Linked DNA regions of Homo sapiens: region 1 is linked to region 2. A link is a loop called in an ENCODE intact Hi-C map of the cell type or tissue named here. Cell type or tissue: heart right ventricle. All regions are shown on one strand. Each heading gives the region's core, and the rest is flanking DNA. Links, peaks and the distances in the headings are about the cores only.

Region 1 (5,386 bases), core at 264-5,263, 67 kb after region 2:
TGAAGGTGGTGATGAGGTGAGTTGTATCTTATCTAAGGTTTCCTTCAGGAAGGGACATCTGAGTTAGGGTATAAAGGGTATATAAGAGTCCTCAGTGAAGAGGGAGGATGTACAAGTGGGGGTGGGGGTAGGAAGGGACTTGACACATTAGAGAAACAGAGAGAAGGCCAGGGTGGGTGGTGAGCAACGACCAAATAGGAGAGTGGTGTTAACAGAGGCCAGCAAGGGGCCGGCATGGTGGCTCACACCTGTAATCCCAGCAGTTTGGGAGGCCAGGGTAGGCAGATCACTTGAGGCTAGGAGTATGGGACCAGCCTGGCCAACATGACGAGACCCCGTCTTTACTAAAAATACAAAAATTAGCCAGTCAGGGCGGCACATGCCTGTAGTCCCAGCTACTTGGAAGGCTGAGGCACAAGAATCACTTGAACCCAGGAGGTGGAGGTTGCAGTGAGCCCAGATTGTGCCACTGCACTCCAGAAGCCAGGTCAGACAGCCCCTTGAGCTTTAGTCCATCAACTGATTGAGAGAGAAAACAGGAACAAAACTAGAATGTAGCAGCTGGATATTTACTGAGATTAATCTCTATCTGGTCCCTTTCATCAACCTTCCCCAAATATCTCTTTTTTAAAAAGAAAAAAATAAAAGGGAATCTGAGTTTTTCATCCTTTTCATTTTTCACTAATTTCACTCATTCTCAGTTTGGCCTCCTTATCATTATTCTTCCAATTTATGCTGCTTTTTTTTTTTTTTTTTGAGACAAGTTCTGGCTTTATAGCCCAGGCTGGAGTGCAGTGGTGCGATCTTGGCTCATTGCAACCACTGCCTCCCAGGCTCAAGCCATCCTCCCTGAGTAGCTACCATGCCTGGCTAAGTTTTTTATTTTTTTGTAGAGACGGGGTTTTGCCATGTTGCTCACGCGGCTCTGAAACTTGTGAGCTCAAGTGATCCACCTGCCTCGGCCTCCCACAGTGTTGGGATTATAGGTGTCAGCCACCATGACCAGCCTACGCCACTCCATTTGTGTTTGACCTTAAGTAAAAGATATTTTATTCATGTGTTTTTAAAATTTGAGAAAAGGGGTAGATTTAATTGCATTATGAAATGAGAAAAGGAGAAAAACACAAAAAGTTAAAATCATTTCAGGGAGGCAAAAGATAAATGATTTTCTATAAGACACACTGAACTGTATTAGAACAGGGTAGGTAGGTAGGAAACAGAATGGGGAGAGGATATAAAGAGGCCAAACAGAAATATAGCTGTCAAAACCACCTTTGTCAGATTAATAAGTAGAATACATAAGGAGCGTAAACAACTCAATAGGAAAAAAATCTAATAACCTGATTAAAACTGGGCAAAAGATCTGAATAGACATTTCTCAAAAGACCTACAAATGGCCAACAGGTATATGAAAAGGTGCTCAACATCACTGATCATCAGCGAAATGCAAATCAAAACTACAATGAGATATTACCTCGCCCCAGTTAAAATGGCTTTTATCCCAAAGACAAGCAATAACAAATGCTGGCAAGGATGTGAAGAAAAGGAAGCCCCTGTACATTGTCGGTGAGAATGTAAAATTAGTACAGCCACTGGGGAGAACAGTATGGAAGTTTCTTAAAAAACAAACAAACAAGCCGGGCGTGGTGGCTCACGCCTGAAATCCCAGCACTTTGGGAGGCCAAGGCAGGCAGATTACCTGAGGTCAGGAGTTCGAGACCAGCCTGACCAACATGGAGAAACCCCGTCTCTACTGAAAGTACAAAATTAGCGGGGCATGGTGGCGCATGTCTGTAATCCCAGCTACTCGGGAGGCTGAAGCAGGAGAATCACTTGAACCCAGGAGGCGGAGGTTGCAGTGAGCCAAGATCATCCCATTGCACTCTAGCCTGGGCAACAAGAGGGAAACTCCGCCTCAGAAAAAAAAAAAAGTACCAAAAATAGAGTTACCATATGACCAGCAATTCCACTGCTGGCTGTATACCCAAAAGAAAGGAAATCAATATATTGAAGAGATATCAGCACTCCCATGTTTATTGCAGCACTATTCACAATAGCCAAGATTTGGAAGCAACCTAAGTGTCCATGAACAGACGAATGGATAAAGAAAATGTGGTACATATACACGACAGAGTACTATTCTACCATAAAAAAGAATGAGATCCTGTCATTTGCAATATGGATGGAATTGGAAGATATTATGTTTAGTGAAATAAGCCAGGCATAGAAAGAAAAACTTCAAATGGTCTCACTTATTTGTGAGAGCTAAAAATTAAAACAATTAAACTCATGGAGATAGAGATACAATGAATAAGATCTAGTACCTGATAGCACAGCAGAGTGGCTATAGTCGGCAATACTTTGTTGTACATTTTAGAATAACTGAGGGAGTACAATTGGAATGTTTGGAACACAAAGAAATGATGACTGTCTGAAATAATGGATACTCCATTTACCCTGATGTGATTATTACACATCATATGCCTGCACCAAAATATCTCATATACCCCATAAATATATATTTATTATATTTTTTATATTTTACAAAAATAAAGTGGAGATGGGGGTCTCGCCTTCTTGCCCAGGCTGGTCTCAAACTCCTGGTTTCAAGCGAAGTTCCTGCCTCAGCCTCCTGGGATTACAGGTGTGAGCCACTGAGCCCAGTCTAACCCATGAATATATATACCTATGTGCCCATTAAAATTAAAAATTAAAAAATTAAAAATTAAAATACTGCTATCATCATTATCAGAAAAAGTTGAGAAAAAGGATTCATGGATGTCCTATAATTTGTTTTTCAAGTTTTCTCTCCCAATACTGGATCTTAATTAACTGAAATTTAAAAATTATTTCCACTAAAAATTTCAATCCAGTGAATTACAGTCAATGTGGAGAACAGACTTATTTGTTTGAAAATTATTCAGGCCAGCCTTGGTGGCTCACACCTGTAATCCCGGCATTTTGGGAGGCTGAGGTGGGAGCACTGATTGAGGCCAAGAGTTTGAGACCAGCCTAGGCAACATATCAAGAACCCATTTTTAGGTTGGGCACAATGCCTCACGTCCATAATCCCAGCACTTTGAGAGGCTGAGGTGGGCAGATCACTTGAGGTCAGGAGTTTGAAACCAACCTGGCCAACATGGTGAAACTCTGTCTCTACTGAAAATACAAAAATTAGCCAGGTGTGGTGGCACATGCCTGTAATCCCAGCTACTTGGGAGGCTGAGGCAGGAGAATTGCTTGAACCTAGGAGGCGGAGGTTGCAGTGACCCGAGATTGCGCCACTGCACTCCAGCCTGGGTGACAGACAGAGACCCCATCTCTAAAAAACAAAAAAAACAACAAAGAAGATCATTCAATTTTCCTGAACATTAATAAATGTTTCAAACATTGGGACTAGCATAAAAAGTGTTTTCTCTGCATCCCCATCCCACGTCTCCTAGAATATTTATAAATATATGTATATTATTAGTTATAATGGAGTAGTTAATATTATTAATTTTTCTTTGACTTTTCCAGAATTTTACCTATTTTTGAATTCATAAAAAATAGTTTAAAATACAAATGTTTAAACATTTTAGGAGTATCTTTTCAAAATGAAAAATAGCATGTATATTTGCTACTAACAGAAGTTACGCATTGAATTCTAATACACCACTTTGAAAATACACCAATCAGAAAATGTCATTTTTACCTCTTCTTGTCCAAATTGTTCCATAGAATCACAGTAAACTTCACTGTCTGAATCGCTTGTCAAATGCTGAATTCCTGTAACATCTTCAACATGATCATCATTTATATCTAAATATGAACAAAAGTGCAGATAGGGTAATTATACTATAGTAGAAGAAAAACAAATTTATTCCTTTGTTTTTTTGAGATGGAGTCTTGCTCTGTTGCCCAGGCTGGAGTGCAGTGGTGTGATCTCGGCTCACTGCAACTTCTACCTCTCGGGTTCAAGTGATTCTCCTGCCTCAGCCTCCCAAGTAGCTGGGATTACAGGTGCCCACCACCATGCCCAGCTAATTTTTGTTTCATTTGGTTTTGTTTTGAGACGGAGTTTTGCTCTTGTGGCCCAGGCTGGAGTGCAGTGGTGCGATCTCGGCTCACAGCAACCTCCGCCTCCCGGATTCAAGTGATTCTCCCGCCTCAGCCTCCCGAGTAGCTGGGATTACAGGTATGGGCCAACACACCTGGCTAATTTTGCATTTTTAGTAGAGACAGGGTTTCTCCATATTGGTGCGGCTGGTCTCAAACTCCTGAGCTCAGATGATCCACCCACCTTGGCCTCCCAAAATACTGTTTATTTTTGGTTTTTGAGATGGAGTCTCGTTCTGTGGCCCAGGCTGGAGTGCAGTGGTGTGATCTCGGCTCACTGCAACCTCTGCCTCCTGGGTTCAAGTGATTCTCCTGCCTCAGTCTCCAAGTAGCTGGGATTACAGGTGCACACCACCAAGCCCAGCTAATTTTTTGTATATTTACTTGAGATGGGGTTTCACCATGTTGGCCAGGCTGGTCTCGAACTTCTGACCTCAGGTGATCCGCCTGCCTTAGCCTCCCAAAGTGCTGGGATTACAGGCATGAATCACCGCACTCAGCCAACTTTTGTATTTTTAGTAGAGACGGAGTTTCACATTGTTGGTCAGGCTGGTCTCGAACTCCTGACCTCAGGTGATCCACCCGCCTCGGCCTCCCAAAGTGCGGGGATTACGGGCGTGAGCCACTGTGCCTGACCTTTGTTCCATTTTCAAAATTCATCAGCCTTATATTATTTTTATACTGAGAGACGAATTTGATTTATCAAGCCACACTTTTTAAAATTTACCAAAACTTTAAATTTAGTTGATAATTTTTATTTGAAAAGATTACAAAATATTTTATCATTGAATTCCATAAAGACAGCCTAGATGAAATCTTATAAAACCTAATAACCCTGTAAGAGAAAACTACCTACCAAGCAGGATGCCTAAATGTAAGATCCAACTAGGCAAGTTTGGTTCTTACATTACGAAATGATGTTTCTTGGCCGGGCACTGTGGCTCACGCCTGTAATCTCAGCACTTTGGGAGGCAGAGGAGGGCAGATCACAAGGTCAGGAGATCGAGACCATCCTGGCTAACACGGTGAAACCCCGTCTCACTAAAAAATACAAAAAATTAGCTGGGCATGGTGGCGGGCACCTGTAGTCCCAGCTACTCGGGAGGCTGAGGCAGGAGAATGGCGTGAAACCAGGAGGCGGAGCTTGCAGTGAGCTGAGATCGCATCACTGCACTCCACCCTGGGCGACAGAGCGAGACTCTGTCTCAAAAAAAAAAAAAAAAAAGATGTTTCTCGGCCGGGCGCGTTGCCTCACACCTGTAATTCCAGCACTTTGGGAGGCCAAGGC
Region 2 (5,386 bases), core at 161-5,160:
TGGGAGGCCGAGGCAAGAGAATGGTGTGAACCCGGGAGGCGGAGCTTGCAGTGAGCGGAGATTGTGCCACTGCACTCCAGCCTGGCTGACAGAAGGAGACTCCGTCTCAAAAAAAAAATTATTGTACCAATGTTAATTTCCTAGTTTTAACAAATGTAACATGATTATGTAAGATGCCAAAATTAGTGGAAGCAAAATTCTGTACTATCTTTGCAACTTTCCTGTAAATCTGGTACTATTTCAATATGAAAAATTGCAAAAAAAAAAACAAAAAAAAAACACTTCAGGAAAGAACCCAGCCCACAATAAACGCTACTGTGAAAGCTAAGAAATGGTATCTATAATTATTAATAGTGCTAAAATATTTAATTGGAACAAAAAACACATTAACATACCATATTTATTTTCAAAGAAGGATTGTGCAGAGACATGGGATGTATGCCAATGGGAAGAAATGTTTTTGCCTTTACAAAATCCAGGAAGTAGATTTTCTACCAGCTGATCAATCTGTCCAATTTTTAGTTCAGATAATCCAAGGTCCCTTAAGTTAAGTGAAGGCTGTAAAAGATTGGGTCAACCAGGTATGCATTAATATTATCAAGATATTTAACCTAAGGAGTACATATTATCAGTTAAAACAATCAGATTTTAAAAGTCTAACAAATATATTTCCTTTTTTTAATATTTAAAAATAAATTGATGCAAATATTTTCACAGTTCGTTTTACTGAGATCAGTCATATGAGGTTTGACATAGGTTAAAAAATTATATTCCTAATGGTATCCTTAAATAAAGAGATGACATTTCAGCATGAATGAGAAAAACTTTTTTTTTTTTTAAATCAAACCCAAACCACTACTGTCCTAAGCATTATGGTTCACAGAATCAAGTGAAATGTATGGCATTTTTTCCTTCTCTCCATACAAGGGTACTCTGATCAAGAGCTAGTCTATCAACTATTGATCAAGCATTTATAATGACAAGAGTGTAAGAGTAACTAACTGCAGGGTTACAAAGTATGTTATATAAGGTCCAGGGGATTTTCCCCAACAGTGTAGAACTGATTGGAGGATAATAGTAAGGTTCTTGAATTGGGGAAATTCCATTCAAATGATAATCCTCACCAGTCCATGGAGCTTTTAAGCCCCTAAGCAGCCATAAACAAAAGCCCACTTGACAAAGAAATGGTATGCTTGGTTACCATAGGACATCTCACTCCTCTGGCCTCATTGCTTAGATCCTTCCTTGAACTCAGAGGTTCTAAAGTTACCCATATCTTCTAATAAAGAAGAAAATTAAAGTCAAAACTGTGTGAAAATCAGGCAAAAAAGTCTAAAAATCACAAAAATGTGTGTATACCCACTTTTAAACAACAGGATAGGGATTATTTTCTTGTCCACATGAGCTGAAAGAGAGGCACTTAAAGGCAAGTAACAATTACATGTTACTCAAACCCAAAACAGCTAAGGTGGGAAGATCGTTTGAGGCCAGGAGTTTGAGACCAGCCTGAGCAACATGGTAAGACATCATCTTGATGAAAAATTTAAAAATTAGCTGGGCATGGTGGTATGCACCCGCAGCACCAGCTACTCAGGAGAAATGTTTGAGCCCAGGAGCTGGAGGTTGCAGTGAGCTATGACAGCATCACTGCACTTCAGCCTGGGCTACAAAGGGGAGACCCTGTCTCTAAAAATAAAGTTTTTTTTAAAAGAGGCATGGACACGGATTATATAGCTCTGGACTGATGTCTGGGAATACGGTACTTTTTAAATTAGCTATAACTCATATTCTTAGAATTCATTTTCTCAATACTAACATAACTATAAAATACACCTTATTTCCTAATAGTAAGGATCAAAGGCAGAGATCATGCCTTACTCATCTACGTATCCTAGCATACAACATGACAGCACATAGTAAAAGACAGTTAAAGGCATGATGAAATAAAATACTTAAAAGTACTTTTTAAGCTATTAAAAATGATCAAGGCGGCTTAGGGACGGGGGCAAACAAAAAGCCATCCAAGGGTCTGGAATATCTCAAAAAATTCAAGGAAAGAAAAAATTAAAGAGATAGGTTATGGCCAAACTGTGAAGAGCCATGTTTGAATTTAATTCTCTAAGTAACATGATTAGTTCTGTCTTATAGAAGAAAATGGAGAACTAAGGAAGATAGACTGGCCTAGCATGGTGGCTCGAGCCTGTAATCCCAACACTTTTGAGAGGCTGAGGTGGGAGGACTGCTTCAGGCCAGGAGTTCGAGATCAGCCTGGTGAAGAAAGCAAGACCCTGTCTTTACAAAAAATTTAAAAATGATAAAACAAACAAACAAAGAAACTAGACTGGATGAGAGAGAAGGCTGATGGAACAAGTGAAAGATGGCAAGAACCTGAACTAAGCCGTGACTAAGAACGATGGACAAAACAAATCATAGACAATAGGCATTTGGAGAAACCCGCAGTGTACAGGGATTGAGAGGGAGAAGGGTTCTGGACGGATGTGCCAGTTATCGGTTGTGTCCAAGCTCTTCTTCATCCTTTTTGCTGGCTCCATGAACATGGATCTGTACCCTTCGAATATTTTTCCTTTGCCAATTGAAACAATGTTAAGCTTCGTCAGGAAGTCACTGAACATACACTGTAGGAAGAGAGGTTTTGATTCCTGGTTGTGGTATGCTCATTTAGCAAGTTCCTGTCTGTAACACCCGTGGTTTCTATAGCATCTGGCTCCTGTCAATTGTGCAGTTTCACCAAACCCTGGCTCCTGGCGTGCACAATGGCCAGCAGGACCTAGCAGCTTCCCCTGGCACCACTCGTGTAACAGCTTCTCTAGTAGGACACATCCCCAGGAACAGCTTTTCCCAGTATCCTAGAGGGCAGACTTCCCAGATTTCTAGCACGTTACCCTGGCATGACATCACAGCAACTTTTCTACCATTCAGTGAGCCAAGGCCATGCCTTCGCCAACAATGTCAGGATCTCAGCCCTGGGGATGGAGAACTCTTCCTGACTCTATCTCAGCCCTAGAAGTATGAGCTGCTCCCTAAATCTGCTGGTCCTTTATTTTTTTAAGAGTTTTATTTACTTCTTAAATCCCTACCTATTCCACTTCCCTGTAAAAACAGGTGTTTTTTTTTAGATTAAACCAAAAAATGAGATTACATTTTTATATTTATTTATTTATTTATTTTTGAGACAGAGTCTTGTTGTCACCCAGGCTGGAGTGCAGTGGTGCGATCTTGGCTCACAGCGACCTCTGCCTCCTAGGCTCAAGCTATTCTCTTGTCTCAGCCTCCTGAGTAGCTGGGACTACAGGCGCACGCCACCACACCCGGCTAATTTTTGTATTTCTAGTAGAGATGGGATTTCACCATATTGGTCAGGCTAGTCTTGAACTCCTGACCTCAGGTGATCCTTGAACAACACAGATTAAAGCTGCACAGATCCACAGATACGTGGACTTTCTCCGGTCTCTGCCACCAGAGACAGAAAAACCAACCCCTCCTCTTCCTCCTCAGCCCACTCAACTTGAAGATAATGAAGATCTTTATGATGGTCCACTTCTACTTAATGAATGGTAAATATGTTTTCTCTTCCTTATGATTTTCTTAATAACATTTTCTCCATCTTACTTTATTGTAAGAATACAGTACACAATACATAAAATATACAAAATATATGTTAATGGACCCTTTATTTTATCGGTAAGGCTTCCTGGTCAATAGTAGGGTATTAGTAGTTAAGTTTCTCAGGAGTCAAAAATTATACTCAAATTTTTGACTACGGGGGAGGGACAATATCCTTAATCCTTCATTTGTTTAAGGGTCAACTGTATATCAAAAAGGCTTTCTCACACAACCAGGATAAAGACTTACCTCACTGCTGGGAGCCTCATGCTCAGGAACTACATCTCGATGCTGGTTTTGAGAAACTGACACTCCACTGAGAGAAACAGAAGTGTTTTTTGGTGTATGGAAGGCATTGATGAGATGACTCAGAGGAACTGTAACCTAGAAAAAGATAAAAGTTAAAAACTAAGTAGTTTTTTTTTAAATAAACAGAACAATCTCCTTTTTTTGTCAGGATTTGTTAAGAGTTAAAGGTACATTATATATCAACTCTGTATACTAAAAACTGTAAGTACTCAGATTTACTGCTGGTGAGACGAAAACTGGTATGTTCTTTCAGGATATTATTCTGAATATGTAAATCAAAAGTATCAAAAATACATACATTTCTTGTTTGTAGCAATCCACCTTCTAGGAATTTATTATAAGGAAATAATCTGACAAGTACTTGCACATGCATAGAGAACAACTCTCATCGAAACATTTAAAAAATAGTAGAAAGCTGGAAACATCCAGCATTAGGGGAGCGGCAAAACAAATGATACCACTGGTCGAGTGCAGTGGCTCACGCCTGTAACCCCAGCACTTTGGGAGACCGAGGTGGGTGGATCACTTGAGGTCAGGAGTTCAAGACCAGCCTGACCAACACAGTGAAACCCCATCTCTACCAAAAAATACAACAATTAGATGGGTGTGATGGTGTGCGCCTGTAGTCTCAGCTACTTGGGAGGCTGTGGTAGAAGAATTGCTTGATCTCAGGAGGCGGAAGTTGCAGTGAGCTGTGATCATGCCACTGCACTCTAGCCAGGGCAACAGGGTGAGACCTGTCTCTCAAAAAAAAAAAAAAAAAAAAAAAAAGAAACTACCACAGAATGAAATACATCCAACATTTAAAAAAAAAAAAATAGTAAGTAGGCCGGGAATGGTGGCTCATGCCTGTAATCCCAGCACTTTGGGAGGCCAAGGCAGGTAGATACCTGAGGTCAGGAGTTCGAGACCAGCCTGGCCAACGTGGTGAAATCCCATCGCCACTAAAAATACAAAAAAATTGGCCAGGAATGGTGTTGGGCGCCTGTAATCCCAGATACTTGGGAGGCAGAGGCAGGAGAATCACTCGAACCTGGGAGGCGGAGGTTGCAGTGAGCCAAGATCATGCCATTGCATTCCAGCCTGGGTGACAAGAGCAAAACTCCATCTCAAAATAAATAAATAAATAAAAATGAAAACAAAAAAAACACTTGAGCCCAGGAAGTTGAAGCTGCAGTGAGCTATCATGCCACCACACTCCAGCCTGAATGACATGGCAAGACCCTGTCTCAAGAAAAAAAAAAATTTACTTAATAAATATTTGTTGAGTAAATGAATACATTAAATGGGTTCTTATTATATACCAGGTTTAGTACTACAGGCTTTACTTCTATCATCCCATTTAATCCTCAAACAGCTATAATAATGAGTAACAATTATACTTCTTGTTACAGTTCTGTCAGAGACTTTTGAACCAGAGTGACTCCATCTGGAGTAGGGGCAAAATGAGGGT

Evidence for each region. Hi-C counts contacts between places; a loop is a spot of excess contacts. Peaks named below come from ENCODE experiments on the same cell type or tissue, not always from the same donor. Only the 100,000 strongest peaks of a DNase experiment are listed, where the experiment ranks them.
Region 1: it touches region 2 in a loop (2.4-fold over the local background); 5 of 110 quality-filtered maps call a loop at or near these places.

The regions. Positions count from the first base shown.
Region 1 is chr10:27,211,841-27,217,226 of GRCh38, forward strand. It overlaps ACBD5 (acyl-CoA binding domain containing 5), which reads right to left. Exons shown (of 13, transcript NM_145698.5): 8 at 3,695-3,801. Among named protein-coding and RNA genes, the nearest start is that of ACBD5, 26 kb to the right of the region's middle. In heart right ventricle, for the core only: no CTCF peak of the experiment used is centred there; no DNase peak of the experiment used is centred there.
Region 2 is chr10:27,145,033-27,150,418 of GRCh38, forward strand. It overlaps YME1L1 (YME1 like 1 ATPase), which reads right to left. Exons shown (of 19, transcript NM_014263.4): 2 at 3,874-4,008; 3 at 396-558. Among named protein-coding and RNA genes, the nearest start is that of YME1L1, 6.7 kb to the right of the region's middle. In heart right ventricle, for the core only: no CTCF peak of the experiment used is centred there; a DNase peak (open chromatin) is centred at 2,802; H3K27ac peaks cover 609 bases.